Linked DNA regions of Homo sapiens: region 2 is linked to region 1. A link is a loop called in an ENCODE intact Hi-C map of the cell type or tissue named here. Cell type or tissue: ovary. All regions are shown on one strand. Each heading gives the region's core, and the rest is flanking DNA. Links, peaks and the distances in the headings are about the cores only. Region 1 has its middle 33 kb from the start of LINC03041. Region 2 overlaps LINC03041 (long intergenic non-protein coding RNA 3041).

Region 1 (16,278 bases), core at 4,459-12,458:
GAGCCTAGTCAATAAGACAGATGCATGCACAGGAGGTTCCAGGAAAATATACCCCAACAGAGGTGGCCTTCCTTCTTCTTGGGTCCACCTGGTCTGACTTGTCAGTGGGCAAGAGCTGTGGAGCTAGCCCCTGAGGGGCTGCTTCTTGAGAAACCAAGTGATTCCCATCAGCTCATCTGGGAAGGGGGAATTGTGTGAAGAAAGAGTTGAGTCTGCGTGACACCTCTCTTACAGGGAGGTTTGGCTCTGGGGGCTGCGTTGACAGAGACCTCGTCCATTGGATGCACAAGGATACTACGGAAAGCCAGCGGTCCTCCCCTCCTGGGACTGATCAATAATACCAAATCCCCAACTGCCCCAGAGGAGCAGTCATGGGTCACAAAGAATAAGGAACAATGCCGTCATCAGTTTGAGCTGGCACAGTGATGGTGGCACTGTTTAATTTTGTATTTCTTAAACTGTTGACAAAGCTGTGGAACATTTGGCAGGCCTCAGACTGCCAAAATCCAGGCAGGCTGACCGCCCCCTCCCTCTTTAGGCATGCTCAGAATAACTGCATCGAGACCCTGCGTGCCTGCTCCTCCTGCGTCTCTGCCCCTCTGTGAAGGCTCTGCCGGCTGGCCCTTTTCAACCTTCCCAATATTTTCCCTGTTCTCCCCCTTCCTGGTCTGAATAAAGGATTGGCAAAAATAGCATAATCCTTGGTACCCGCAGGGCCAGCTGCCAGCTGCCAGTCCCACCGTCCCTACCCCTCCTCCTCCCCAAATCACAAGTCCCTGCTGCATTTCGGTCCCCATTTCTCACCCCTGAGCCTCAGCTCCCAGGAGAAGGGCCAGAAGAATGTGAGCTTCCTTTAAATCCTGTTTTCCCGGATGTTTCCAAGTAAATGAGATCAACCATCACTTCCTATTAGCACAACTTGGCCTTTCCAGCAGTGATGGGCAGCCCCGGGCTGCTCTGCAATCACTTAGAGTCATAAAAACCGCTGCATGGGCTACCCCTGCATCATGGAGGGCTCTGGGGGGCAGCTGAGGGAAGGGGATGGGGGAGCAGAACACTGATAGCTCTGAATCTTTCACTAAGGCCATCTGCCAGGCTCTCCCCGCCCAGCCGGCTCTGTCCCTTTCATTGGATGGCACTGGGAACTCACCAGGGACAAGGACATGGAGCTACAGCAGGTAACGTGAGTGGCTGCAACCCTCGGCGCCTGTGCCAGGAACTGTTCTCAGGTCTCCTGCAATCCTGGCATAAAGTCTATGATACACTTAAACACGAGGCTCAAAGAGATTGACTCGCTCAAGAAGGGGAAGAACTGGGATTCCACTGTCATACTCCTTCTCCTTCCCCAAGGGGCCTTTCACTTGCCTGCAAGGGAGGACCCTATAATGTAACTCAGCTCAGAGTAAGCTGTGCCCCTTATAGGAGACACTTCCTTCCAGAAGGGCTGCATCAGAGCGGAACAACCAGAGTTAGCTGTCTGGAAGTCACAGGGACCACCTCTTCAGGGCCCACCCAGGCACTCAGTGGTTAAAAGTGAACATGTAGGATTTATCCCTCTGCCTCCAGATGTATGGGGACACTGCTTCCCTCCAGGGAACAGACCCCAGGGTTGAAATTCCAGCTCCAAATTTTCCAGTAGCTCATCTGACTCCCCTGCATAGAGCATGTGGTATGGACAGCAAGGCTGGAGATTTTTTTAAAAAATGAAACAAAACTGAAAAAATCCTGATGTGGAGCTGCTGTGAACCTGGTGTAAAAGCAAGCGTGTGAGAAACAGATCTTCAGATCAGTCCTCTCACCGGGCTCTGAAACTCCTTCACCAGTCCATTTCCCAGGGTGGCCAGTGGCGGGGCCCCAAGGCAGAAGTGCATTACTGTGGTGGAGGATTCCCGGCTTGGCCTGCATCCCATCCGTCCTTCCCAGAATGACCCTTCACTCCTTCATTCTTTTCGTACAAGTTTCTGCCAAAGGAACCCAGATGGAGAGAGAAAAATCAGGGCTGGGTTTAGATAGGGAGAAAACATTCTCAGAATGCCAATATGTTCATCCTGGATGAAAAACTTAAAACAATTAACAAATCATTTTAGGGTTTGTGTGGCAACATGCACACACACACACACACACACACACGTGTACAGAAAATGATGGTTTGGTTCTCATGTCGTGCTTCTTTGAGCTATTTCTAGAAAATGAAGGTGCTCGCTGGAGAACATTGCAGAGGTGTAGGGCTAGCTTTCAGGCTTTTCTTCCATTTCAGTCCTCAGGGCCTCTCCTGAACCTCTTGCTTTTTGTTCTTTCCCCCTTCCTCTCCTTTTCCTCTCTGTCCCCTCAAGTCCTCAAATTCTCCTCTCCCTCTCCCTACAAAAACTAGCTTTGCGGAAAGACTCTCACTCATTTACTCCACAGGGAAAAGGACTGACATAAAGTGTCCCCTTCCTGGAGGTTTTGCATTTCCAGGGACAAATGGCTGTGAAAGTGTGGAGTCTCATGCCACAGAAGCACTGAGGCGGGGGGTGCGGAAGGCACACTGAGTTGAGGGCTGCTGACTCCTGCTCACCTCAAAGGCCTGCTCTGAGGATAAGGTCTTGTCTGCTGCCCCTTGCTGTTTGGAATCACCCCTACAGGCTCTGAAGGTGCTTGGTAGATAGAAAGAAGTCTTGGTTTTTTGTTTTTGTTTTTGTTTTGAGATGGAGTCTCTGTCGCCCAGGCTGGAGTGCAGTGGTGCAATCTTGGCTCATTGTAACCTCCGCTTCCTGGGTTCGAGTGATTCTCTTGCCTCAGCCTCCCCAGTAGCTAGGATTACTTAACATGCGTTTCTTCTTCACATTCCAAGCAGCATTCCCACCCTCCAAATAGAGGCACATTGAGAATGAGCATAGGTTCGGCTGTGGCTAACTGCGTTTGCAGGGACTAGACCTACTAACCTGGCTGAGGATGGTCTAGTTTGGCAGGCGCTGCCCCGGAGGTGCCCAGAGCTCGGGTTGGAGGGCTCTGCCTGATAAACAGTGCTCTGGCAGCAGTGAAAGGGCAGAGGGAAGGCTCAGGCCAGATGCTGAAGGGAACTGACAGTAGAAGCATGCCTTTGCCCTTTCTTCTCCTGAGTGACAGGGGCCTGGAATTTGAGAACCCCCAAATGTGACATGGCCCGACCTTTGGCATCTGGGTTTTGGGAACTGGTAACATGACAAGAGAAGCTGCTTGGACTGAAGCCCGTCCTAAAGTGGACAGGGCTTTGCTCACACCATCTCATTAGGTCCTCAAGAGTGATGTGGGCAGATTTCTCACTAACTAAAGCATCAGGCTTTCCTTCTAGGGAAAGGGATGAGGGTCTGCCAAGGTCACCAGATGTGTGAGTGACAGAACCAGGACTAGAACTCAGGTCTTCTAACTCCCAAGGGTCATCCTGCTGATTTTTCCAGAGGTGTGAGAAGTAATCCTACAGGTCAGGGCAAAGTTCAACAACAAATAGCATGCAAGTTCCATATATATGTATGTAATGTATGTAATGTATACATTACAGAGAGATTTATACATAACAAAGCAACACTTTCTAGCAACTCATGGTCATTTGATCTTCTCACACTAACTTAGTTTTCATAAGAGTAAAATTTCCTCTTTGTTCTCATTATATCATCTGTTTATGAACATTTTGTTAAATTACTTATTGCAATAGGCTTATTTTTGCAATAGGAACAAAGATCCACAGGTCTCAGTAGGCATGCCTTCACATTAGGATCAAAACATCACACTGTACCCCATAAATATACACATTATTATTTGTCAATTAAAAACAAATCTAAAAAGGATTGGGGAAAAAGGAAGACATCAAAAATGATTCTTCATTCAGATTACTTAGCAAGTGTACATTTTTGTATCACTTTAAGGAAATGGAAGCTGGAAATGCCAGGGATGGTTTGCTCAGGAAAGACAGCTGGACACGCCCATCCATGGACCCGTACTCAAAGGAAAGGTGTCGTGACTAGATCTAAGGACTGTGAAAGGATGTATGTTTATGTTTTAAGTTAAAATGTTGAAGGTGTGTCATATAATTTTCTCTGATTTGTCTTTTTGAACAACTTTTTCCATTAGCTGACCAACAGCAGTCCATGTTGCATCAGATAAAAGGGACCCTGATCTAATAGCTAACAGTTATTGAGCAATTATTCGGTGCGAGATGCTATGCTTAAGTGCCTTTTATATAACAGCTCTTCTAATCCTCACAATCTACCCAGGAGTTAGATACTAGTATTTCCTATGGTGGGACATGGGCCAATTTTAACAGATCTTCGTGTCTCCTGCTTCCCATCCACTCTCCCTTCTCTTGCCAGCTGGTAGCCCATTGCTGAACTGCATCCCTATAAACCAGTACCCTGCCTCTCGCAGCCTTGTGTTAGAAGGTGCTGAAGTCCTTGGATCTTTGGAAAGACCAGCCCCTGATGGATCCATGGGGAAGGGGTATGGTGGCTTCCAAATGGCCCAACCCAGGTTCCAGGTTTCATGGACAGACATGAAGAAGTAGACAAGTAAATCCATGGGGTGGGAGCTGTGAAATAGAAAAACCGGTGGAATGTGCTCAAAAAGGATAAAGCCCAGCTCTGGCCCTTTCCTATGACGTAAGGTGAAGGGCCAGAGTGGAACGTTCAGCAGCGAAACCCTGGGAAAGCCAGTCCGAGGTGCTCAGGTGGCATGCGGTTGTGGTGAGAAGGACTGGAAGTTGGGGAAGTATTCCTGGCGGCATGTGGACCAGGGGACAGAGCTTCCTGCTTCAAAATGGAGCCTAGAAATGGGGCAATAACAGCGGCAACAAGAACCACTGAAGGAAGAACAAAGAACAGTGCCTCCTTCAATGAGGGGCATCATGGAACCCATGACTCCTGCAGCTCATGAAGCTGCAATCAAACATATTTAGTGAACTGTTGTAGTTGAGTCAAAACTCCAGGGTCCATTCAGGTCCATAAGGTTGGATCAGCAGGATGCTAGGGGCAGAATGTGTCAAGAGCTATGTACTGGGAAGAGAGACAATCCTTGTGACACACACACCTGATGAAGCACTCATATCCAGGATACATACAGAACTCTTACAACACAAAAAGAAGAAGACAAATAGCCCAATTAGAAATAGGTGAAAGATTTGAGTGGACACATCACAGAATAAGACATGCAAGTGGCCAATAAGTCCAACTTCATCAGTTGCCAGGGAAAGGCAAATTCAAGCCACAGTAAAATAGCACCGTGCAGACACTAAGGTAGCTAATGTCTAAGGCTGTCGACCAACCGTGGGTGAGCAGTGGTGTGCCCAGGGTGGGGCAAGCAGGCTGAATAAGGGGGTGCGTTTTCTGTAGAGAATTTTCAAACAATAGTAAAACCGCAAAGACAATCTGCTTTTTATTATCACCATGCAACTGCAATTCTAAACAATGTCAGTGATAAGATATTCCTCCCCAGCTAGGGCAGACCTCTCCCACAGCCCCCTCCCTTGGCACCACACTTCTCTTGGCCAGGATGTGGAGCCACATCCCAGCGGGATATGTGTGTGTGTGTGTGTGTGTGTGAGATGTAGTACGGCCACCTCGGAGAATTACTTGGCAGTTTCTTTTAAAATTGTAGAAATTGCACTTTTACATATTTACCCAAGAGAAATGAAAACACATGAAATGCATGTTTATAGAAGCTTTATTTATAATAATCCCCACATGGAAACAATCTAAATGTTCATCAATAGGTGAATGGATAAACATCATGTGGTATATCCATACAATGAAATGCCACTCAGCAACTGAAAAAGAATAAAGCCCAATGCTCGCAACCAGTAATGAATCTTAGTAACATTATGCTGAGCAAAAGAAGCCAGACACAGAAGAAATCACACTGTTTGATTCCATTTACTTGAAGACCAAGAACAGGCAAATCTAATCTATAGTGACAGAAAGCAGAACAATGGTTGCCTAGGGCGGAGGGTGGGGCAAGTATTGCCTGGGAAGGTCTACAAGGGAACTTTTTTGGTATGCAGGTAATGTTCATTAGATTGATTGCCCTGGTGGCTAGATGGGTGAGCGTATTGGCCAAAACTCATCAAAACTGCGTACCTAAAATGTGCGCACTTTATTGTGTGTAAATTACACTTTAATGAGTTTGATATGAAACCAAAGTTTGAAACAAAGGAGAACTAGGGTTGGGACCAGGACAGATATTGATTAATTCAATAATATGTCCCAGGCTTTTTGTGGTTATTCCTGAGTGGAACCCCATCAACAACATTCCAGAGTTGTGCCTGTAGACCACACTTGCAGTGTTCAATCCGGAAGTGCATTTACATTAACCATTATGGGGAGCTCTGCATGTTTGAACCCACAGAAGTTTATATTTCTTCCCTCTAAAGTGTTTTTATGTGTCTTTCAAGTTCCAATATTTTTAACTGCTTCAGGAGTAGGTAAAAACTGCCGTTTGAATTACAATGATAGTGATGATAATAACAGCGAACGTTTATTGAACACATACTGGGGCCAGATACTGGGCTCTGTAATTTACCTGCATTGTTTTATGTTATCTTCACATAACGCTGACCCTATGAGGCATTGTCTCCGTTTTTTAGAAAAGGATGGCGGTTCAGAGAGGTGAAAGCTCTTGTCAAGAGCACACAGCTGGTCAGACCAGCACTGACGTTCAAGTATGTTGGATTAGGTTGCTGTGTTCTTGTCACTGCACTCCAGGGCTTCCTACCGTGGGCCAGGCCGACCCCTCCTTCTGCCGTGGGAGGGCACAAGGCATGCCTGCTGCGGCGGAGCACACATCGTTGCTCTGCTGCCAGCGTCTTCAGGGCAGCTTCCCCGTCCCGGAGGAGCCCTCTGTAGCTCAGGCTTCCCTGCAGTCACCGCGGTGCCTGGCAGATAGACTTACACTGTGTGACGAGTTCTTGTTAGCATCATTCATGGACTGCAACCAACTGCAAAGTTGAATTGCCTTGTCCTCATGGGCTTTCCGGGTGGGGGGAAAATTCCTCCCTGACCTTCTACTCCTGCCCCGAGCTGTACGTTCTCCCTCTCTTCCCTCCCCTAGGATTCTGTGAAGTTTATTCTTTTGAACTGTGACCGTGACTGTGTATATCTCTGGGTGTCTTCTAACAGGAACCTGTGTTCCTTCCACCGCTGAGCTGGCTAAAAAGAGGTTACGCAGGGCCCAGGGGAGTCCTGGAGGAATTTGTTCAAGTCTGCTGGGGTCTGCATCCTGACACTCAAGTGCATAAGTGCGGCCGAGCCTGTTTGACAATCAAACCCAGGCATGAACAAGAGGGGGGAGGCGCTGGGGGGCGGTAGGGACCCCAGGCTGAGCCAGCAGCTTGTGTGAGGAGGCCTGTCTGGAAGCCTGGTAGGGGACATGACAGGGAAGAGGGGCCCCAGCTGGGGAGGAGATACATTCGGAGAAGAGAGGAGAAGATAATGGAATCCAATAGAGCTCCTGAAAACGTGTCATCTTGCACCGCCGAAACCCTTTGAATACACTAAATCCTTAATCAGAGTAGCCTAAAACTGCGATGACTACATGGAGACATGTTAGTCCAGATAAATCCTTGCAGGTTTCAAAGATCTGAAGGGCCCGGGCACTTCCCTGTGCAGCGGCTGCCCTCTGCCCTCTCCTCCATGATGTCATTATTGAAGTTGCGCTCTCACCGCGCATGGTGTGAGTTGACACTGACAGTTGTAGCACTCTCGCGCCGACTCTGGAGGATTATTAGCTTTGAAGCTATTTGGCCTTGAGCGTTGAATTCCTTTTTGAGCTCACACTGGCTTATAATATCTGAGAAGGCTTGCTCCACTCTGGCCCCAGCTTGAATTAGGAGAAGAGGCCGCTTTCCAACTTGGAACTGATCCCAGCAGGAACAGAACAGGGAATATTATCCATTTCTGATGGGCAACAAAGTTAGTGTTCTCGAATCCCCCAGAGGCCTTCACACCGAGTTTCCATTTGAACATCAGAGTTGGAGCCGCGGCCTGGGCTACGTTTGCCGGTAATCGCGGCGCAGTCTTGCAGCTCGCAGCTGGACCCAGAGGGGGACTCGAGGAGTACACACTCCTCTGGCCTCTAATCTGTTTGTTATTAGGCTGTTGGAAACCCCTCAGTGGGGCTGGAAGCTGATGTCAGAAGAGTATAATTCAAGTGAATGTTTGGAAAAAATAGCAGGGGGAAAAAAAAAGCGCCCTTCTGTGATAATTTGCATGTGGTGAATGTAAGTGTCTGGGGGGATTAATTAGCTGAACAAAGCTGAGGAAGGGACTGCCAGTGAATGGGCAAACAGTGACCCGAAGAGCTTCTGACCTGCCCTTAATTTCTTCCCAGGGTTTAAGCTAAGGTCTTGCAAAGCTTATTCCGGGGAAAAGGGACCCCTCCCCAATCCCTAGTGCCTCTCCCCATCCCCAGGCTTAGCCCATGACGGCTTTTCCGAAAAGAGAAAAAGTGTGCTCATTACTCTCCACAAACTGTGCCAATGTGCATAAAAGCAGCTTGGTGAATGTGACATGGTGGCCTCAGTTTCGTTAGGGACCAGCAGCTGGGGTACATGATGGTCTATGGAGGAATTACGCACAGCTCTCTGGTGAAAGAAAGGAAGAACTCCCAAGTTTTGGGGTTGCTAATTTAGAAAGAAGAGAAGTTTTCTTGAGATTATCACTTATTTATCTACATGTTCTTGTTTGTCTCACAGTTATCACTTATTTATCTGTCTGTGTGAAGGTCAATCTTCCACAATACTATTTATGTCCATAATTTATAGACTGGCTTTCTCTTGATGCAACTGGTTTTTGGATGTACCAGCCTTGGACCTTAAAAATAAAACAAACTGGATGCCTTCAGATTAGAGCTGGCCCCCGTTTTTTCAGTTGGCTAGAAAAAAACTCAGCACCACTGCCAAACATCAAAGCTGAAGAAGTAAATGTGTCCAGGAAAAGATGCTAACAGAGGTAAAAGTACAGCCTTCCTGAAAACGGGGAACCCAGACCACAGCTGGAGGGGATGGGTTAAGTTACAGGACACAGACATACCTAACAAACCCAAGCACATCCCTCTTTGCAGTGGTTCAGTTGAATAAACCCCTTACATGTTATTTCCGTGATGCTCAGGCAAGTAAACAATGCATTTCCGGGCCGGGTGTGGTGGCCCACGCCTGTAATCCCAGCACTTTGGGAGGCCGATACAGGTGGATCACTTGAGGTCAGGAGTTCGAGACCAGCCTGGCCAACATGGTGAAACCTCGTCTCTACTAAAAATACAAAAATTAGCCAGGCGTGGTGACCGGCGCTTGTAATCCCAGCTCCTCAGGAGGCTGAGGCAGGAGAATCACTTGAACCCGGAGGCAGAGGTTGCAGTGAGCCGAGATCACGCCATTGCACTCCAGTCTGGGCCACATAGTGAGACTCCATTTCAAAACAAAAACAAAAACAAAAATAAAAACAAAGACAAAAAACAAAGCATTTCTGTAATTCTAATGGATGCTCCCCACCCAGTCTTCACCATTTCTGAAATTGAGACCTCTTAGAGTTGACATGTGCATTAGATGTATCAGTTTCCACCAAAAGGTGATATTATCATGATATGTCTTAGAGTGTGTGCAACAAGGAAATATGGTAGGAAAAAAAGTATTTAATATTTAAAAAATGACAATGAGACTTGTAATCATTATTTTCACAGTCTAACTTGTAAAAATGATTTGGATATACACTGAGGTGAGAGTCTGTGAACTGGCTTTGTTTACCTGTGTGATATCCAGACAGCGAATGGGTGGTTCCGATGCTGACATTCCCATTATTGACTTATTTATGAAATTGATGGGTGCTCACCTCATCAAGGTTTACTTATTTCAGCAAAATGATAAATTGCACTCTTTTTTTTTCTGCCTCAAGGCAAGTTGGTGAGCTTTTTTTTTTTTTTTTTTTTAAATCTTTTTCAGGTCTGTTAATAATTTCCAAAGAAAAGAGCAGTGAATGGTTGAATAAATAAACCATTCTTGATGACAATTTAAGCACTGGAGTGACAATATATGTGCATGTGTGTGCTTGTGTGTGTGTGTGAACACACAAAAGTGCAATCTATTTCTGATTAATCCTATTAATTTGGGAAGTACTATAGTAGCTGATTCTGTGTTTAAGTGTGTGCAGTTACATATGCACATGTAATATCTTGCAGAGAAGAGTTTAAAAATAGATAGCTAGTATCCAGGGTTAGCTAATGACAGATAATTAACCAAAAACAAAGCATGAGAAATTTCCAAGAGTAATTTAGTAATTTATAGCCACAGTTTCAAAGGTAGGGTGGGCTGCCTTAGGAGGTAGTAAGTTTCTGGTCACTGGATGTGCTTGAGTTACAAGTGTTGAAGAACCACTTGATGAGAATGTTTTGGTTGGAGTTCTTTTATCAGATGTGGGGAATTGGATGTGGTGAATATTTTAGCCCTTTTCAATGAGATAATCTGTAATTCTGTGACATAGAATATACAATATCATCTTAAGTGAGAGTGCATTGAAGTCAGGGATTACATCTTATTTTGGCATAGTCCATGTATATAAGATCAATGTAAGGAAACATGAATGCATGGAACTAGATGATTTCTGATATGCCTTCCAGCACAAAGATGGCAGTTGAATTAATGTATGTCAGCCTATGCCAATAATGTATATGTGGCACGACTTTCTTGATGCATGACTTTCTTCCTCAGGAATGTATTTTACTGAATCTCTGGTTCTCTCTCTTTTGCTGTCTGTGCTCTTTGAACCTGAATTTTTGGTGGCACGTGTGTTGGAGTTAAGTTATATCCACAGACATTTGACTATTCACTTGCCTGCCCTACAGTGCTGAGTTGCCTTGGAATAGACTCGTTGACTGCCTGGGTCACACACTGTTCTACTTTCCTGAGGAGGGGTATCTCATGTCCCAGTGAACACCCTGTACCCTAGGCACCAGCTTCTCCTTCAGCCTCACCTCTTACACATCCTCACATGCAGGAGACCCCCCTCCACCCTCATGCATGGCTGGTTCAGCTTGCCTCCACCTGACGGACATCACCTGAACAGAATATGTCCCTGTTTTACCAGGAATCAGTTTTACACTAAGCCTGAAATCTGGTGGCACACTGCTGAAAAGCAAGAGAACCATTATTCTGAATGTTTCTGTACTGTGGAATACCTAGTGTTCAGTGATTAAACAGACCGGGTCATACTTTAATCCTCAATGCTCAAGTCATCCAGTCACCTTGAGTGTGAACTTTTCCGACACTCTTTGTTTTTTGTAAGAAGTTGAGCTTCTCCTGTACTGGGCTTGATTTTCAGAAACTGCTGAAAATCAATGAGGGTTGGCAGAGCCAGGGTAGAGCAGCTTCTAAGTATGGGTAGCTCCATAAAAACAATCGGTGACAATAGAGTAGGCTTTCACCAGCAGTTTAGCAGTTTAGCACCCTGGAGCTGACTTAAGTCATACAACTGTTTTTCTGACTGTGTCCCCCAGATTCAACTTTGCTCCTTTTTTTTTCTTTTTTTTTTTTTTTTTTTGAGATGGAGTCTCACTCTGTTGCCCAGGCTATAGCTTTGCTCTTGAAGTTTAGCTTTCTGATCTCCTTGAAAGGGTCCTTGGGCTATGCCTGGGCCACATATGTATGTGTCTACTAAGCAGTGCCCTGCACAACTGGGGAGTGGAGGTGGTAGAATAGATAGATGTGGATTTAGATGGAGCCGTGTTCACCAACTGTTGCTAGCTACCTCTCCCCACTAATTTTATCCTTTCTTCTTGTACAAAACTGAGTTTGCCTAGTTTGCTTCACCACATTGTAGGTTCAATGGAGACTATAAAGGAGATAGGCTCTTGTGATTTTTCGGTTCATGTCTTCCATTTCCTCCCAACAGTTGGCAATACTATTTTCCCCGCAGAAGAATGCTGACCTCCAGTTTCACATGGAACACACTGGGGCTCAGCAAGTCTTCCCAGCAGCTTTGATTTTAATTCTAGTGATGTGAGCATTGAGGACTTCTCAAGAGGATATCTTGCAAACTTCAAATTGCTATTGCCTTTTTGGGACTTTAAAGCAAGTTTCTTGTGCCCCTAGGCTTCCCCGAGGACACTTCCAAACACCAAATTTGCTTTGACTTAAAGAAAGTCGACAAGTGCACATGCAATAGAATGGTAAGGAGCAGTGAGGAATAAAGATGTAACAGAGTTGCGAATTCACTCACACTCACTCAGATGTGCAATATTGTGTAGTTTCTGTGTTTCCTAAACCTGAGCTGGTCTTCCTTAGATACTCCCCTACTTGCCAATTAACACTATAGCAGTCTCCTCCAAGTTAAATGTTCTTATTTTAATTTAAATAGTTTATTAATCAGATGTTCAATCCGTTCCCAAGGCTGGTTTAAATGTTCCCTTTTAGAACTCTCCTCCTCTTTAGGTAAAGCTCATTCTCCATCCCACGGTGATTTCAGGGTGGTTAAGGAGGCTCGCCTATTATTTGGTGGAGAGGAGAAAGGGGATCATGTGAGATCCTCCAGATTCTTGCTGGTCTTTGCTGCAAAGTGGCCAGTCTAGCCTGCTTCCTGTACTGGTAATCACTGCCTACCTGGAGTTCTGGGGTAACATGCTGGCACCCACTTCTGACCATGTTTTCTGATCCTAGGGCTGCTTCTGGCCTCTTCATTTTGACCATGGTTTTCATCCTTCCCACCAGTCTTTTTAGTACCTTCACATCTCTATACTCTAGTTCCCCATTGTGCCATCCCTAGGGCAGTAGGGACCTAGGAGCATTGTTCTGGGCTCACTTGCTGGTTACCTTCTCCCTCCATTGTTGCCCCATTGCCTTGCACCATGCTGGCAGTGACCACTCACAGGACTTCTCCTTAAGGCTTGTAGCCTTCCACTAGAATCCCCAGATATGCGTGACAAGAAGTGCTTCATTACTCTCCTGACATGTGCAGCCTTCCCCTCTGTCTATGTAACATGCCCCCCCCCCCCACCTTTCCAGGATGCAGGACTGGAGAGAAGAATTGGGGACCTAACTGGCTTCCCTTGACTCCCCTGCCCTCTGTCTTCTTCATCCAATCCCTCAGGCTGAAAGCAGCCAGCTTTCCACTCCTCCACATCCTATCCTGATGGCATATAGTAAATCTCTATGATCTATTCCACCAGGTATGGCTCTTGATACACTAATGGGAGCTAAAGGAATTTAGAAAATCCCTTTCCTTCTCAACAATGCCTGGCTTTGAAGACTATTTTCTTGCTTAAGAGGTCAAGAAAGTCAGCTCTGAGATTCAAACTGATCAATGGCCTCTTTGTTCTAGGCAGTATCCCTGGGGCCATAAGCCTCGTGCCTCAGCCTTGGAGGTGGAAGACGGCAGGGGAAGGTGATTTAAGAGGAAACTGAAAAGTTAGAAGTGTAATATTTGCAAAATATTATCCTTGTTACAGAAATATGGTTCTTAGCTTTCATGAAGCACCGTTAAACACTCCCCTTCTAGGAAATGTCCATTTATACAATTTTCCTGTTGGAAACATCTATAATTTTCGACTTCCTTCCTAAAACACTTTCCCCAGAGTCATATGTTCTTTGAAAGACTGTCTTTGAAGGATTTCATTCCACATCCTTTCTCTATTTTTCTGGCTAACGAACAACACTGAATCAGCAATATGTGTTATTTTTACCTATTTGCTCTTTCTCTGCAACCGGAGACTGTCTCCTCATTTAGCACCCTTTTCATTTGTAGGAGCTCTTAAGCCAGGAGGGCATTGTGCAGAACAAAATTACAAACCTTGTGGCTGGAAGAAAGTAGGATGGTTTGGTAGCAGTATGCTGGGTGGTGGCTGTGATCATTACTAAGAAAGAACTGCCAATTTGCTTTTCATTTGGGGAATAAACTCTAGTTCTTCTTTGCATGCCATCTCCAAGATAATGGACGTGACCCCAAAGAAAATGGACACAGCACGGAGAGGAGTACGTTTTCCTTATGCTTGTCAAAGCATGTCAGTGTTCTCCCATGGAATGTGGTACTATTCTCCTAATGCAATTAAGCAGCGCCTTCTTTTTCCATGGAAATGCACTTACAAATGTCAGACTGGCTTGCGGTCACCAGTCTGGGAAGAACTTTTGTTATGGAACCTGAAACCTGGCCTGATTACATGTTTTGCACAAAACCCCAAAGTTCACATGAACTTTTCAACTGGTGAGTTTGGCCAGGGGTTCATCGTGGATTCACTTGAGTTTTGGGGCAGAGGATTTTGACTCAGTGATGCTCAGTATGATATTGAGTTTCTGGTGTCTTCTTGTTACCGGAAAGAAGGTCCCGATCCAGACCCCAAGACAGGGCTCTTGGATCTTGCACAAGAAAGAATTCAAGGCGAATCCATGGAGTAAAGTGAAAGCAAGTTTATTAGGAAAGTAAAGGAATAAAAGAACAGCCACTCTATAGGCAGAGCAGCCCTGAGGGCTACTGGTTGGCCATTTTTATGGTTATTTCTTGATTATATGCTAAACAAGGGGTGGATTATTCATGAGTTTTCTGGGAAAGGGGTGGGCAATTCCCAGAGCTGAGGGTCCTTCCCCTTGTTAGACCATATAGGGTAACTTCCTGACATTGCCATAGCATTTGTAAACTGCCATGGCGCTTGTGGGAGTGTCTTTTAGCCTGCTAATGCATTATAGTTAGCATATAATGAGTAGTGAGGAGGACCAGAGGTCACTTTCATGGCCGTCTTGATTTTGGCGGGTTTTGGCTGGCTTCTTTACCTTAACCTGTTATATAAGTAAGGTCTTTGTGACGTGTACCTTGTGCCAACCTCCTATTTCATCCTGTGACTAAGAATGCCTAACCTCCTGGTAATGCAGCCCAGTTGGTCTCAGCCTAATTTTACCCAGCCCTTATTCAAGATGGAGTCACTCTTTTTCAAACACCGCTGACACTGTCACTCTTCCCAAATCTTCCAGGGAGTGCTTTCATCCCCATTCTTTGGATGTCACAAAAAGCCACTTTTCCTTCACAAAATTCAGTGGAAAGTATGCCATCTCCATGAGATGCTTCAAGTTACAAAACAGCTCATCTCTGCTCATCAACAAATCACCAGCCCTGCCCCTTGACTCCTCCCATAAGTTTGGTTACACCTGGCCTGCACCTGGCCTGCAACGACAGTCTTGCCCTTCACTGGGAGCATATATGCAATAAAAATCACAAGTCTTTACATGAGTATTGATATGTAACAATTGCTCAACATGTTCACATACTCTATATCAGTTAATTCTCATAGACACCTGCACTGCCCCCACACTGCTGCTGAAGAAACTGAGGCTTGAAATTGAAGTTCAAGGCCATGGCCAGAGGAGTACGTGGCAGAGACAGGATATAGCATAATGGTGGTCCATACAGCCCTTCTTACCACTGTATATCAGTGGTTATGAGAATGGGACTTACCTTGTGGGTGCAATATGATATAGCACCTAATAGCACCAGCTATAGAACTTCCGTTCCAAGTCCACCTACATTTGTGGGGCCCAGTGCAAAATGAAAATGCAGGTCCCTTTTTTAGAAAGCAGGAAAAAATGCCACTAATGCTATAGAAATATAAAGCTTTTTCCTTTCCTCTGTAGTCTCTCTCTAGACTTACCATGGGTTTGAAAATTTGCTTTTTAATGCCATTTAAATGAAAAAATGAAAAATCTTGAATTATTAGCGTACCTTTTACATTCAGCTTTATATTGCAAAAGGCCACTTTTAAATGCAGACATTAGAGCATTTAACTGATGTGGAGTCATCCAAATTACACAATTTGTATTTCGTAGCTTGCACACATATCTCATTGTTACTAGAATGGTGGAAATGCTCCACAAAACCGACCCAACTGTTTTATTTCAGTTCTTGATATGCATGCATTCTACCAACACTCTCTACCTTCAGCTAACTGCTGAGTAAGGAAAAGGAGCTATGGGCTGTCCTATCTCTTCTGTTCCCTTATCATTTTCAGTGTAAGTGGTTGGCTAATAAAGGGAAGTAATAACAGCAAGAAAGGATGTTTATATTTCCTAGAATGCCATTGCCCTCTTTCTATGTTCAAAGCAAATTCTAGTTCAAATGAGGACGAAGCCTCTCAGGGCTCTCAGCACCGCCCCTTTCCCACCACCCCCAGCCTATTCACTTAATTTGCAGACATAACACACTTACCTTATATTCACTTTGAGTCTTGTCCATGGGTTTCTGACATTCTCTGCCATGGGGCAAATGCTCTATGTGAAGGGGATGGCAAGGAACAGCAGATACTCAT
Region 2 (16,278 bases), core at 3,406-11,405, 95 kb after region 1:
CAGGGGATTTATCAGAAGTATTAAAAGAAGACATGTGGGACTGATTTCCAGAATAGGGAAGCATTATTTCCCTGGAAATAATCCAGGGAAAACATAGAACTGGGAAGTTCAATGTTTTGCAAGAAAAGGGAACAAATCTTAAGAGAAAAAGCCTCAGTATCTGCAAGACAACAGGACAATGGGGAATTAACATGGCATGTTTCTGAAAAACTGAGTTTGCCAAACTTGAGCTCTTTGCATATTTCAGTTTCAGGAGTTTCAGGATTAGCAAATACGGTGGCTTTAAACCACTTCACCTATCTTCCTGTCTTTGTTGGATTTGATGTGAAGACTAGAATAGGTGCAGCAGTGAGAAGTGGAAAGACCCTAAAATATGTGGTACAGCCCCAAACTCAGAAAAGAGGTTTTCAGCAAAGTACTGAAAGGATCTCTCTTTCTGGCCAGGGTTGTTTTGTCGATATTCTACAAAGAGAATCAAATAGCATAGTACTGGATGTGGGAATCCAGGTTTAAGAATCATCAATGTGATCGGGACCTGGGAGAATTAGCAGAGTCTGTGATCAATATAAATCTAGCTCTGCACACCTAGGCAGCTGAGAGTGTGAACTCAACTGGAGCTGACATGGGGAAGTAGGGTCCTCCGAGCCCAGCTGGCAGGGTGCCACCCTTTCAGGCACTGACAGAAGAGTGCGTTCAGAATAGACTCCCAGGACAGAGGAGTCTGGCGAAAAGTTGGAGGTTGTTAAACCAGAAAAAGAGAAGCGTCAGGGATCACACAAGTGACTTATTCATGTGTCTAAAGCACTGATTTGCAGACAAGAGACTGTTATGGTTTGAATTTTCCCCCCTTATATCCCCAAATTTGTATGTTGAAGAAAGCACAAGGAAGAGCATTCTAACAATTCAGACTGTCTGAGAGTGGGCTGAGCTGCCTTTTGGTGTAGTGTGCTTTGTAGTATTGAGGATGTGTAAGTGGAGATGGTGAGATGACCAGTTTCTGGAGCTATTATAGGGAAAATTCCCGCAAGCGGGGGATGCACAATCTCCAAGATTTCCTTCCATTGTAAAATTCTATGCTTCTAACTCCAAAAGTATTCAGAAACAAAAAATTAGCTGAAGATTTTAAATTAGGAATTGTTTTGTTTTGAGAAAGGACAGAATCTAAACGAGCGTTAAAAAAGAACCAGTAAAATGTAATTCTACACAAGAAAAAGTGCAAGTTTTTGTTTGTTTGTTTGTTTGTTTTGTTTTTTTGAGATAGTCTCACTCTGTTGGCCAGGCTGGAGTGCAGTGGCACGATCTCAGCTCACTGCAACCTCTGCCTCCTGGGCTCAAGCAATTCTCCTGAGTCAGCCTCCCGAGTAACTGGGATTACAGGCATGCACCACCATGCCCGGCTAATTTTTGTATTTTTAGTAGAGAAGGGGTTTCACCACATTGGCCAGGCTGGTCTGAAACTCCTGACCTCAGTAATCCGCCTACTTCAGCCTCCCAAAGTTTTGGGATTACAGGCATGAGCCACTGAGCCCGGCCAAAAAGTGCAAGTTTTCTTTTACTCTTAACCTAAGATCTACCCTCTTAGCAAAATTTTAGGTATACAGTATAATATTGTTAGTTCTAGGGACTACACTGTGTAGCAGCTCTCCTGGACTTATGCATATCACACAACTTCATGCCCTTTGTCTAACTTCTCCCCATTTTTCCCTCCCTCTGAACCTGGCAACCACCATTCTACTTTCTGCTTGAGTTTGACCATTTTAGATTCCTAACATAAGTGAGACCATGTAGTATTTGTCCTTCAGTGTTGGGCTTTTTTTGACTTAGCATAACCGACTCCAGGTTCATCCATGCTATCAAAAAGGGCAGGGGCTGGGTGCAGTGGCTCATGCCTGTAATCTCAGCACTTTGGGAGGCCGAGGCAGGCAGATCATGAGGTCAGGAGTTTAAGACCAGCCTGGCCAACATGGTGAAACCTCGTCTCTACTAAAAATACAAAAATTAGCCAGGTGTGGTGGGCGCCTGTAGTCCCAACAACTCGGGAGGCTGAGACAGGAGAATTGCTTGAACCCAGGAGGTGGAGGTTGCAGTGAGCTGAGATCGCGTCACTGCACTCCAGCCTGGGTGACAGAGCAAGGCTCCATCTCAAAAAAAAAAAAAAAAAAAAAAAAGAAGGCAGGATTTCCTTCTTTTCAAGGCTGAGTAGTATTTCATTATATGTATATACCACATTTTCTTTATTCATTTGTTGATGGACATTCAGGTTGCTTCCATGTCTTGGCTGTTGTGAATAATGCTGCAGTGAACACTGGAATGCAGATATCTTTTTGATATCCTGATATTCAGTTCCTCTGGAAAAGAGCAAGAATTAACAGGGAAAATATTTCAAGAACCCAATGGGCAGGAAGTACAAAAAGAACAATGATGCTGGGAAACACAGGGCATTGAATGATATTAAATATGTTGGATACCACATGGCTGCAGAACAGGGTGGCTTACTATGAGCAGTATCTGTAGCTTTAAGCCAGGCAGGTTCCTGTCCTGCCACTTAGGAGCTTTGTGGTCTTGGCCCATCTATGTAACTTGTCTGAACAAGAGTTTCCTCATCTCCAAAGTGGGACAATATCACCTGGATCACAGTGTCAGGAGGATGACATGAGACAATTAATGAAAACTGTGAGACATGTGGTAAGCATTTCAATAAAGAACTATGAATTTCATTACGAAATTAGCATCTGCAGAGCCAAAACCAAAGGCTTATTACACAGACACACACACAGAAACACAAATGACAAAATTAAAGCTTTAAAGGAAATTTCTTTGTTAGAGTCCATGATGTAAATAACAATCTTTCCTATGTCAGTGTAAAGTTTTATTTGCTAATATTTTATCTACACTAAATGATTAGAAATCATGATTTGCCACATCATTCCACATAGAACCAAGTGGAATGGTAGATTTTGATTTTTTTTTTTTTTTTTTTTAGTGGGTACCCAGCTCATTGGAAAGTACTGAAGGCGGTCCCATGTTTGAGACCGTTGGTCTGATGTATGGCCTTGGATAAACTTCTGTCATTCTTGGTTTTCTCATCTGCACCTAACTCATCAAGTTGCTGGGATGATGAAACGGGACTAGGCTTGGGCAAAGTGTTAAGTAGATGGCTGATGAGCATGTTACCATCGCATCCTCGTAGCTTTGGGATGGTGATTGTCGGTACTGGCTCTACCCCAAGGATAAATGCCATAAATACCATGGGAAGCAAGGGTCAATTTATCCTGATAGAGCCAGTCAAAACGAGGAATAATGTGTGAAATTAAGGTAGATGAGGCTTTCAGGAAAGGAAAAACTTCTGTTCAGCAGCATCTTTTAGATAATGAAGTGGTCTCTAAGGAAACTTGAAGGAGCTCTACACTGGAAGAAAAACTAAAATGGGCAACCACTCTGCCTACTGAAATATGAGTGATTTCAAAGCTTCTGCCTTCTCTTAGTGTTTGCCGCTTCTCCTTCCTCTTTTAGTTTTATGCTTTCCCCAAGGAAGTTCCTTGATCCAAATTGCTCTTTATTCGAGGCTGTGATTCATTCCTGGTGTGGTTTAAATTGGCCCATGTTTGTAGTATCTGATGCTAGAGTCGTGTCTTAAAAAGGCAACTGCCATCTTTCCCCCGGGTTCACCCTTGGTGCCTTCCTGTCACCCCACTCCCTGTTTGCAGCGGGCCGTCCACAGCCCGGCCTGGCTCTTCTGCCTCGGTGTCAGCCTCCTCATTAGGCATGCTCTGGAGCTGGCTGGTGTCAGAGCCGGCCGATGCATCAGAATGCAGGGCATGCGTCCGGCTCCTGGGAAGCTGCGCATTCCGCATGAAATATGAAGGCAACAGCCAGCCCAGGGGAGACCCCGGGTGGATTTAGACGAAGAGCAGCAAAGGTGGCTGTTGGGGGAGGGGCATTCTGCGGGGCCAGAGAGACAATGTGGGCACCTATCACATATTTTAAAGGCACTGCTTTGGTGGGGGAGAGGGATGCTGGGAGGGGCACCTGGTTTATGTATCCTCTTGGCCGCTCCTGACACACACTCCCTCGGTACATTCTTTCTGCATATGCTCATGGTATATCTGTGATTATGGTGATGTGCCCTTTTGAGATAGGCAGCCGGCTCACTCCCGGCTGTGCTCATCACTGATTCTTGAGTTTCTCTTTTGGGATAACCTGAAATCATAAGAGCAGTCCATGTGGATTTCGGAGCACCTGACAGTAAGAAACGTAATAAAAAGTAATGGTTGTCCAGCAAGCCCTGGGGATGCTTGTCACACACCACCTTGGGTCCACAGAGGTTAAGCGTGCTTAACAGGTGGTGACCTCAGATGGTTCCAAGGCCTGACATTAGAGCCTGTCCTCGTCTTTGTCCAGAATCCTCTAGTTTCCAGCCGAGGCTCCATGCTGGGGTTCCACCCAGCCATTCAGAGATGAGGAGAAAATCTTTCATCCCCACCATAGGCACTAAGAGATTACTGCATGCCTTAACATGTCATAGTGTAATGTGCTGTGCACAGACCCTTAGAACACTTACCCACTGTAGTGTGCTTGGTTTATGTGCAGGTCCCCGACTTAGCCACTCTATCCATGAAGAAGAAATGCTGTATTATTTGTTTTTATATAACCAGAGGATTGGTACATAGTAGGCACTCAATAAATACTGAGTAAATTATATTTGATGAGACTGTCCTCCCACACCATCACACATCCAAGTCATCAAAAAACACAAGTCTACTGGTCCCTCCAAATACAGAAATTTTGGGAGGCCAACTTTTCTCCCCTAACCTAAATCCACAATGCCCATTACAGTGTACTCAGGGTGTAATTCCATTTCATATCATTGATTACAGAGTATTACAGAGTATCCCACTTTCCTTTGATCAGAGAACATACACACACACACACACACACACACACACACAAAAGGAAGCAGTTTGCAATCCTTGTGTGTGAGATGAATGTGAAAGTTTTCTGCAAGAAACTCCAAAGCAGTGATGTCTCCTGAAAGCCCCGGCCATTTCTGGTTGGCAGTACTGCCTGCTGCATACCTTCCAGAGGTGCCATTCAGCAGGGGGGTTCCACACTGAGACTGCCCTGCTGGCTGGAATGCGAGGCAATATGTATGCTTGCTTTACATGTGGTAACTTTCAGTGTACAGAACTGTATTTGGTAACTTTCTGTTAATTTTATAAAAAGAAATTGGCTTTTTTTGTGAACGGAGAGGACTCTGTACTTCTGTTTGGTTCTTGATGCAGAGTAGCAGGAAGTAGCAGGATTCAACTAAAATGTTGGCTCTTCACAAGACCATAAGCTGCCTGGGAGCTGGGCATCCTCTCCCCTGTCCACGGCTGGGTTCCCAGTGGCTAGATCGTAGCTAGAACGGAGTAGACACGAAAACATTGGGTTGAGTGGAGACTTGGACCTGCACTGTCACTTAGAGAGGGTGTCACTTAAACAGATCTGTCTAGATCTGCACTTTCTGTAGCAGAGAAAGTATAGTGCCTTATCCTCTAGCCAGTAATATGTTCACGGTTGGGTCCCTTAGAATCCTCCCTGGTTTTGATATGCCTGTGCTGAGAGATAGATAGAATTTCTCTATTGGAGCTACCAAGTTGAGAGTAGGATGGTAATTCGAAAGAGTAGAGAATTAGGCTATTAGACAAAATATGGATATGGAGAGAGAAAGAGAGCCAGCCAAGCAGCTAGCCCTACCAGCATCATATGACTTTGTGTATTCAGCCCCACCTGGAGTTCTAACCCAGAATGTCTTGGTTATATGAACCAATAAATTACTGATTTATTTATTTGCTAGAGGTAATATAGAAGAAGGTTTTCATCACTGAAAACTAAAAGCAGTCTGACTGACAGCCTTGTTTCATACTATCCCTGTCTACTTTTAAAGCTGTTCATTTGCTCCATGCTAACAGCTAATCTTCTCTTTACATTTAATGCGTGCGGATCTCCTGAATGTCTATTTTCACATGGTGGTTATTTTGCCCAGTCCTTTTGCCTGCTTTAAGCACAACTGTGTTTAGGCCACATACTCAGGCCAGATATATCTGTCCCACGCAAAGACCATAGAGAGAAGGAATACTTCACATTTCTGGATAACAGACCTAACAGTTCCCGCTGGTGTTGGATCCCCCAGCCCTACAGCACACAGCACCCCTTTGACAGTACACATTAACTCTGCAGTGGACCTTGGGGATGGTGAGGACACCCTGCTCTGGACTCGGCTCTGCTGTGGCTGCACTCACTTGTTTGTTTGTAACTTGTTTTGTAGGAATGGGGCTTGGCCCCCAGCTAGACGCGAGATGGCTCGTTTTCAGAGAACAAAGGAGAGGGAAGAAGATAGGTGTTCCTTGAACATCTACTATGTGAGAAACACCACCCAGGGCACTGCACCTGCCTGTGAGTTACATAACTTCTCTTGTCCGTAGCTGTGGATGCAAAAGGCTCAGAGTAGTTCAGCAGTTGCTTGCACGTGGGCTGAGCTGTTTAGGTGACGGTGCAGGTCTGTCGAAATGCAAGCATCCATGCTTTTTCTACCACCAGCAAGTTGTCTCCTGGGGCCATATTTTGATTTGTTTTGTGCGGTCCAGACCACTCTGCACCATGCTGGCCACACTCTAAGTCCAATGATGACAGCACTGTGTTTATCTCCATTTCATACGAACCTAATGAGGAGGGAATGTTACAGAACACCCCCTCCATAGTGTGAGAGAATTGCTTGACATGGAGATGCACAGAAACAAGAGAAGTTTGGAGTCCAATTTCCTCTTCTGTGGCCCACCCAGCCTCTGGGGTTGAAAGCGTGGCCAGGGAAAGCGTTCTGTTCCCGTACACGCAGGGATGTCTCTGGCTGGGTGACAGCCACTGACCCACCTCGTTTTTGTTCTGCAGGTGTTGGAAAGAGGATGCAACCATCCCCAACAGGGAAGGGTGGAAAATGCTGCACTGTGCATGGGTGAGTGTGCACATGTGTGTATGTGTGGTCCTGGGAGCAAGGGCCGGGCAGGGACCAGTCTGCAAAACAACATTAAGAAACCGAAACATTTTCCACTGAGAAACAGAATTACTGCCCATGGAATTCTTACCCAGCCTGAGAAGCGAGCAGCAGCCCCTCCTTTTCATTAGTTAAACAAAGAGGGTTATTTTTCAAATGAAAACTTTCAGTGTGGAAAACAATCTAATTCCCGGGGCTTTTTGAGAAGTGAGATTCTCAGTGCTCCAATAAACATATCTACGTGGATATGCAGCTGCAAAGGCAGTGTCGGTGCGCTGACCAAACGAGAGGGCAGGCTTGGCCAGTGGGGGACACGGGGACTTAGCTTCAGGCCTCTCATAACAATCCCAGGTAGAAAGGCCAACAGAGGGAATGAACCGTGGCCTGGAAGATTTGAACTGTTCTGCGAGAGAAAAAAAGCGAAAACAAAAATATTTTCTGTAAGTCCATTAAATGATCTCCTTTCTTCCTCCAAGTCAATGAACTCCTTCTGGTCGGAAAATAATCTGCAAACTCAAGCCCTGCTTGGTTCAGTGGGGTGTGTTCCGCCTTATTGAATTCCTGGCCTTCAGAGATCTTTCAAAAAAAAAAAAAAAAAAAACTTGCACCCACTTATGAACCCGTGGGGTAATGTCAGCTTTCTTTTGAGGGGTTCTCTTCATGAAAGCTCCTGGGTACTTGCATTTGTTTAAGAGCGGGCAAGAATAGGAAGGCAGACTGCCAGGGTTCAAATTTTAGCTCTACCACTTAAAAATAGTGTGTGCTTACTCTCTCTGGACCTCAGCTTGCCCATCTGCAAACAGGAGTAAGAACGGTACCTACATCACAGAGTTTTCATAAAGATTACATGAGAAAGTGCTTACAAAGTGCTTACCACAGTTTCTGGACAAAGGAAGACCTCAAAGTGTGGCCATTATTATGAAGTCAAAGGGACATGGCATATGGTCACAGACCTGAACTTTTTAAATTAATAAATATCATTCTTTCAGGTTTCTACTTTTCCCATCTCACTAATGGAAAGCATGTTGTTTAAAAAAATAAAAGCAGACACAAAATAGCCTCTCTTCAAATCAGAGCTTCCTTCTCTAATCAGTCCGTGAATGTTTCGGGGAGTGCTCTATTTAACTTGGCTGGCCCCTGGTTTTGCCGTGAGTAATACACTGGGCTTCATTTCAAACTCCACACAGCCAAGATCACTGGATACTTGAGCTTCCCCAAGCTGAGTTGATACAGCTGCTCTGCCCCTGGTCACTGGTGAGTTGTCCCTGTGGATTCCAAAAGGTCTGAATACAAACAGGCCAAGGTGCATGGGCCAGCCGAGATGGTCAAGGACATGGGTTCCCACTGAGCAGGTGTCCAGGTGAGACAGACAAGACTGAGGAGGCCTGGGGAGCCCTACAGTGAAGTCAGAAGAAACTGAGACAGACAGAGGGTGGCCAGAGATTATGGAGAGAGGGGCCTCGCTGACACTTGGGGAGACCAGTGTTGCTTGGAGCATCCTTGCTCTTACAAAGGCAGCATAGGTGGTTGAAAGAAACCATCCTGATTTTGACGTTGCCACAATGATAAACGAAGGGCATGAAAACTCTCCAAATTAGGGTCTCTGAGACCAATTAGGTCAGACGATGAAGATAGATTTGCTTGAAAAATAAAATTGAGTATGGCTTTCTTTTAAACAAGGCTTCATTTCAAACGGACCTGAATAAACCAAATTCAATTTAGACATGTTATTCCCCAGGAACTTAGCTCTGGCATGAAATAAGGCTTGCCTGAGGCCACTTGAGAACCGCAGTCTGTGGGACAGCCCTGTGATGGACAAATAGAGTAGAGTGTTAATTTTGAGGCCTGTCGAACCCCAGTGACAGGCGGGCTGGTAAACAGATTGAAGAAGCTAATGACTATTTAGTGCTTTCCAGGACAGGAAATGTCTCTTTGGCTTCTGAGGTAGCAACACCCTTACCTTAAAAGGTTTGGATTGATGATCTGGGCCCAATAAAAGCCCCTTCTGAAATCTGTTGGGAAGCCCAAGCAGCATTTCAAAAGTGAAAGATAATGAAGATGTTCTAGAAGCAATATCATTATAAGTATACATTATAAATGATAATTACAATTAATCATATTAGCCTTCATAATCCCCCAACATTATAACTCAACAATGGTAGATTCATCTTCCTTGTGTTCTTTGGAAGAAGATTTTTGCCTTGAGCTACACATTTTCTCCTTTAATTTGACTTGTGGTGGTTTCTGCTTTCTGACTGATTCTCCGTCTCCTGAAGACAGGCATGTGATGGGGAGGGAGGTTTGGGAATTAGATGAAGTTGTGGGGTCATGATGCCCGGCAAGTTCTAGAACCCCAGAATTTACTTGGCCCCTGAAGGAGACACTCGAACAGCCCATCTTGTTATTTCAATGCTGTCAGAACTCTTTCTTTCATGCCTCTACATGTGAATCCATGGTCAGGCGTTCCCCAATCCCCGCTGCAATCTAAATCGGCCTCCTCCTTTTATTCTCTCTCATAATTCCCTCTTCTTTCTCCCCAAGCATTAATCATGGTTTTTAATCATTTCTTTATATTTATTTGATGTTTAGCTCCTCATTAGATATGAGCTCAATAGGAGAGGGGTCATGTCTACTTTGATCACTACCTAGCTTTGTGACTGGAATAGGCAGGCAACCTATAAATAATTGTGAATGGAAGACAGAGTGGGTTGCACAGCTTGGAAAAGCATGCCCCTTAGAATGAAGCCCTCTCTTCTTTCTCTTCCCATTGACACCAGACATTTACTATCTCAATATATGCCACAAAGGCCCACAGTGACTTCCCGCATGCTGAGTCCAGTGGCTTTCTGGGTCCTCATCCCTCGGTTGAGTTGTAGAGTCTGATACAATGAACTCTGCCCTACTAGAAAGCCTGCTTTCTTGGCTTCTGTGGCTCCAGGCTCCCCTCTCTGGTCTATGCTCACTGACTCCTTCCTCCTCTTATGCTGTAAAGGGACTAAAGCCCATGGTTCTGGACACAGCCTGATCACATCCTCATGCTGTTGCTTGTTTTGACAGCTCCTCCACTGTCTTGGCTCCAGCCTGCAGCTTTTGACTGGGACCTACAAAGTCAAACATTTCTAACCCTGAAACGCTCTTCCTCTTGCCTTCTTTTTCTTCTCCCAGTCACCAGGCTGGACAACTTAGTGTCTTTCCTCAACATCGTTCCTTATATTTTCCAAATAGTCAACATATGAAAATACTGAAAATATGAATTCGGTGTCTTCTCATTGTCTATGACTCAAATCTCTTGATTGTCCAGACCTTCCCATCTTTTCTCAATTTCCTGCTGCACATTATCCAAATTTCTCTTATGCCAATAATGCCTTTTCTATTAATACTGTCAACATTCTACCTTTCCTTTAAGGTTTATCTCAATTATTTCCCACTTTAAGTCCCCTGTGAGCTTCCCAATCAATTACAATTTCTCCTGCTTTTAACTACCAACACACTACATATCTTTCAGTTGGCATTCTCTTAACTTTTTATTGAATAATGAATTTCTATGTATTTGTCCATATTTTCAGGGAAAGCCTAATAAATAGATCCCTGGAGAGACTGACCTAGATAAATCAAAAGCATAAACTACTAACACACACACTAAAGACATTAAACAAAATATTAAGATGATATTATGAAGAATTTTATGTCAGTGGCTTTGAACATGCAGGTGAAATGGACACACGCCTAGAAAAATGCAAAAATTGACATAAGAAAAAATGGATAATTTGAATATTCACATATTTGCTAGAGAAATTGAATCTATAATGTAAATAGATTCCTACAAAGGAATCTTGAGGCCCAGACATTTGAGTGAGGAGTTATTTCAAACATATGAGGAAAAAAAAAAATGAGTGTTACACAAATTCTTCCAGGGACTGGAAAAAGGAATACTTTGCTACTCATTTTATGAGGCCAGCATTACTTTGATACTGAAACTTGTCAAGGACATTCCAGGAGAAGAAAATTATAGGCCAATCCTTCATTGTAATATAGATATGAAACTCTTGAGCAAACTAGTGGCAAACCAAATCTAGAGATATTTTAAAAGGATCAGATATCATGACAAAATAAAGTTTCTTTTAAAAATGCAAGGTTGGTTTAACACTAGAAAATCAATCAATATAATTCACCACAGAAACAAAATAAAGAAAAACCATATGAACACCTCAAAAGATGAATAAAAAGCATTTGTTAAAACTCAGAACTTGTTCATCACTGAAAATATAACTGGCATCAAATTAGGACTAGAAGGGAACCCTTTCATCTATAAAAGTCTGTACTTAATAATGAAATACGAACACTTCTGCTGGAGACCAGCAACAAGACGAGGATGTTCACTCTTACCATTTCTATGTAACAGTGTACTGGAGGTTCTAGCCAGAGTAGTTTAGACAAGAAAAAGAAATTTCAAAATTTAAGGATTAGAAAAGATACAAACCTGATAGTATCTGTGGACATGATTGTATGCATAGAATCTACAGGTGAATTATTAGAATGAGTCAGCAATTTAGCTAAACTAATGAATATAAAGTCAACATACAAAAATCAGCTATGTTTTTGTATACTGGCAACAAATATTAGAAAATAATACTTTAAATTTGATGCCATTTATAATAGTATTTAAAAAATTAAGCACCTTGTTAGGAATAAATTTAGCAAAATATGCACCTGACCAATGCACAGCAATGCAGAACATTGCAGAGAATAGTTTTTAAAGACTTAAATAAATGAGGAGATATAACATGTAAATTGGATTGGGAGACCCATAGTTGTAAAAATGTTAACGCTCTTCAAATTGGCCTATGCTTCCATGCGATACTAGTCAAAATCCCAGCAGATTTTCTTTCTCTGTCCTTCCTCCTTTTTCCCTTGCTTCCTCTCTCCCATGCACTCTCCCTTCCTCTCTCCCTTCCTTCTTAAAATTGGTAAGCTAATTCTAAAATTTACGTAGAAATACAAAGTGTCAAAAATAGTCAAGACAAAATTGAAAAAGAAGAAAGCTGAAGGACTTGTACTACCAGAGATATCAAAACTTACACAGCCACAGTAATTAAGGCAGTGTGATACTAGTGTAAATAGAGACAAATGGACCCATGGAACAGAGTTTTGAGGGTCCAGAAACAGAGCTGCATAGAAATCACCTAATTTACAACACGGGCACCACTGCAATGTAGTGTGTGAAAACAAATGTCTGGGTTAATTGGATTTCCAAAAGAAAAAAAATTCTTTGACCCCCTATCTCACACCATACACAAAAGTCCATTACAGATGGAACATAGGCCTAAGTATAAAAGGTTGAACAATAAAGCTTCTACAATATAACCTATGAGAATAACTTCATGAGCTTGGTGTAGATAAACCAAAACAATACATAAAATTTACTAACGATAAAACTAAAGGTTGATAAATTGGTCTCATTAAAATTAACAACTTCTCATGAAAAAAAGTAAAGAAAACACAGACATACATATACCACTCATAGAGTGGGAGAAGGTAAATATATCTAGAATATTTAAAGATTTCTTATATAACAACAACAACAAGATGACATATAATGTATTAAAAATGGACAAAAAATTATTGAACAGTCCCTTTACAAAAGAAGATGTCTAAATTTGTAACAAACTTATGAAAATATATAAAATTAGGTATGCAAACTTAAAATCACAATTCAATGTTAACCACTTTCTTATTAGAATATAAATTTCAGATAAATTGACAATGCTGAATACTGGTGAGAATCTGAAATGACGACAGGAATTCTTACATGCCATTAGCAGGCATGGAACCTGATGTCATGCTTTGAAAAATTGTTCTTGTGGTACCTACTGAAGCTAATGTACGCATAGTCTCTGATGCAATCAATCATTCTCCTAGATACATACACAAAGAGATCTGTGTATAAGGGCATCAAAAGTCACGCACAAGAATATTCATAGCAGTGCTATTTCGACTAGCCAGAGCCTAGAAGCAACACAAATGTCTATCAATCAACAGGAGAAAGGTGTTCATTATGGCATATATACAATGGAATACTATATAGCACTGAAAATAAACAAACTACCACTATGTGCAACAGTATGGATAAAAATTATAATGTTGAGTGAAGGAAGAAATGAAAAAATATTGTATGACTCTATGGACCTTCAATGACAGACAAAACTAATCTATACTGATGGCTGTCCAAAGAGGGGTCACTCTTGGAATGTGGGAGTAAAGATGGTAGCCTTACAGTAATGGCATTATTCCATGGCCAGGTCCGAATGGTGGTCACGTGGGTGTGTTCACTCTGAAAAATTAATCAAACTGTACACTAATGCTAGGTATCTTAGTTATACTTCAAATTATGAAGTTTATCAAAACAACCACAATAGCAAAAACCCTTTACCAGAGGATCTGTATGAATTCATTTAAGGCTTAGCATTCATTTTTGCAGGCTGCTTTGTGTCTTTGTAGTTCTGGGGCTGTCTGCCTTCATAGTTGCCATTGCTTCTGTCTGTTGACATGGTTCTATCACTTTCTTCTATTCAGCCCTTTGCTTTCAATCTAAACTTGATATATTCATCCTGATCCTTCATCTAGTTGTTTTGCCCTTGGAGCTAATTTCTCATTCTCAACTTCTATTTCAGCATTTCACAGCTGGGCATGGTGGCTCACGCCTGTAATCCCAGCACTTTGCGAGGCCGAGGTGGGTGGATCATTTGAGGTCAGGAGTTTGAAACCAGCCTGGTCAACATGGTGAAACCCCATCTCTACTAAAAATGCAAAAAAAATTAGCTGGGTGTGGTGGTGGGCACCTATAATCCCAGCTGCTTGGGAGGCTGAGGCAAGACAATCGCTTGAGTCCAGAAGGCAGAGGTTGCAGTGAGCAGAGATCATGCCATTGCACTCCAGCCTGGGTGACGGAGAGAGACTTCATCTCAAACAAACAAACAAACAAACAAAAACAATAACAACAACAACAACAACCAAAATCACATTTCACTAATAATGTCCCATGTCAGGTAGTTCTACTTCTTCTGTATATTTTGTTAATGGCCTTGGTTTAATTTTATTGCTTAAATGTTCACTCTTTCCTTAATTTTTTTCTGTTTTGGCCTAATGATTTTTATGTTCTTTTTATCAATAATTTCATAATTACTATTACATTATCTGCTTGCTTGGCAATCTTTTTTTTCCCTCCCAATATCACAACTTTTAAACAAAGCTTTCTCCTCTACTTTTCTGTCTAATGGGGTAGGAGTATGGGATACGGAATAGAAACTCTTTCTCTTTCTTCACCCTTTACATCCAGCAAAAAGAGCCAGGTGATCCGACATGCAATAGGAAAGGGGAAAAACAAAGATTCACAAATGATAACTAATACAAGTGCTTCCCAGTTGCCCAAAGTGGTTTAACATATTACTTTTCTTACAGATTTAGCTAAAAGGCCGTCTGACCTGAGCTCTTTTATGGAACTATTCGGCCTCGCTTTCATTTTTTCTTTTTAGAAATAAATCCTCTCGTCCTCAATCGGAGACAGTGAAGAAAGCAGGGAGTTTGTATTTTTTAAATCCATATGAAGGTTTTGGCCAGGAATTTTTCAAACACTAGAATAAATTTTTAATCTGGACTTTGATATCCAGACAAGCCCAGCTCAAGTTCTCTTGGGTCTCCTTTCCAAAGAACAGACTTCAAACAGACACTGCTCGCTGTCTTAGCAGAAAGGCACCACAGCAGCTGCGACGGCCGCGGTCGGCAGAAACTGCTGCACATCCTGCCTGTCTGGGCGGGACCTCCGTTTGCTACATTGCCCTGGGAACCAACACATCCTATTCCGTGGTCCTGAAGCAGCAGTCTTCAGAAAAGAAGGAAAGAGCATGGAGACCATCAGAGCAGGAAATGCTGGGTTCTCTGCTGACAGCATTCTCCATAACATGAGATTTAAATATTGAAGGGAAAAAGACAAACACTATTTTCTTCAGCATTATGATTTGCTTCTTATGCTTTTCATTTTTGACTTTGTCTTTGGAGTTTGGATTGTAGAAGAAATAGATGAGTTTCTTACAGATGAGACCCCAGAGAACCTTAGGTTTAACTCTTAGTTTAACTTCCTGAAACTTGACTGACAAAACAGAGACTGGGAAAGATAAAGAACCTTAGGTTTAACTCTTAGTTTAACTTCCTGAAACTTGACTGACAAAACAGAGACTGGGAAAGATTAAAAAAAAAAAAAAAAAAAAGTAACTGGTTTTCTGTGACAACTATAGAAGCAGTTCATTTCCTTTTGGGGACTTAGATGGGAGACTCTAAGTAATTGAAACTTAATACGCAGAGTCCCTCAGAAAAGTGACCACCCTGGGGCTGTTAGCATCATTTCCTGTTAATTGTCAACTGAAATAACCAGTTGTGGAAATGGCACAGGGGGCCTGAAGCAAAGGAATGTAGTCTAGCCCACTCATGGCCCATAATGAAATACAAATGATTTAACAGCAGTACTGACAAGGTTCTCCGAATAAATCATTTCCATTCTCACCACTTCACATCACTTACTGTAATTGCCCTGAGACAGAATGGGGGAGTTGGCCATTGGTTACCTAAGCTCTGCGACAATTCCCCCCTTTTACCCATGAGGACAAAATGCAGTTCTGACCTAATTAATTTACTCCTCTTCCCTAAGGCTGAAGCGCAAGTACTTTCTGTATCCCAGAGAAATCTAGAAGCTAAAGGTGGCCAGAATAATTGCAAAGTTTTTCTGCGAATCCTTTACCTGTGTGTTGACTCCGAAGTGGCCTCTCACAGGCCCGAGTGCTCAAATGAGCTGCTGTGGCTGGGCTTGCCTGGGTTTTCTACCAAATCACATGCCTGGATGGATCTGCTGTAGTTTGAATGTTTGTGTTGCTCCAAAATGCATATTGAAAATTAATTCCCAATGCAACAGCATTACGAGGTAGGGCCTTTTGGAGGTGATTAGCCTTCATGAATGGAATTAGTGCCCTTATAGAAAGGGCTTGAGGAACCGAGTTCACCCCACCCACCTCTGCTCTCCCTTCCGCCATGTGAGGACTCAGCACAAGGGGCCATCTTTGAAGCAGAGGCAAGGGCTTGCCAGACACCAAACCTGGCACGTTGGTCTTGGACTTCCCTGCCTCTAGAACTATAAGAGACACATTGCTATTATTTATAAATGACATAGTCTGTGGTATTTTGTTGCAGCAGCACAA

What was found. A loop is a pair of places that touch in the nucleus more often than their neighbours do. Peaks named below come from ENCODE experiments on the same cell type or tissue, not always from the same donor. Only the 100,000 strongest peaks of a DNase experiment are listed, where the experiment ranks them.
Region 2: a loop joins it to region 1, with 4 times the contacts of the local background. A loop is called at or near these places in 4 of 110 quality-filtered maps.

The regions. Positions count from the first base shown.
Region 1 is chr9:16,301,513-16,317,790 of GRCh38, reverse strand. No RefSeq gene overlaps it. Among named protein-coding and RNA genes, the nearest start is that of LINC03041, 33 kb to the right of the region's middle. In ovary, for the core only: a CTCF peak has its summit at 7,736; DNase peaks (open chromatin) are centred at 7,690 and 8,000; H3K27ac peaks cover 4,591 bases.
Region 2 is chr9:16,205,932-16,222,209 of GRCh38, reverse strand. It overlaps LINC03041 (long intergenic non-protein coding RNA 3041), which reads left to right. Exons shown (of 4, transcript NR_171034.1): 2 at 6,311-6,438; 3 at 6,931-6,994. Among named protein-coding and RNA genes, the nearest start is that of LINC03041, 62 kb to the left of the region's middle. In ovary, for the core only: no CTCF peak of the experiment used is centred there; DNase peaks (open chromatin) are centred at 8,259 and 10,089; H3K4me3 peaks cover 1,161 bases; H3K27ac peaks cover 4,226 bases.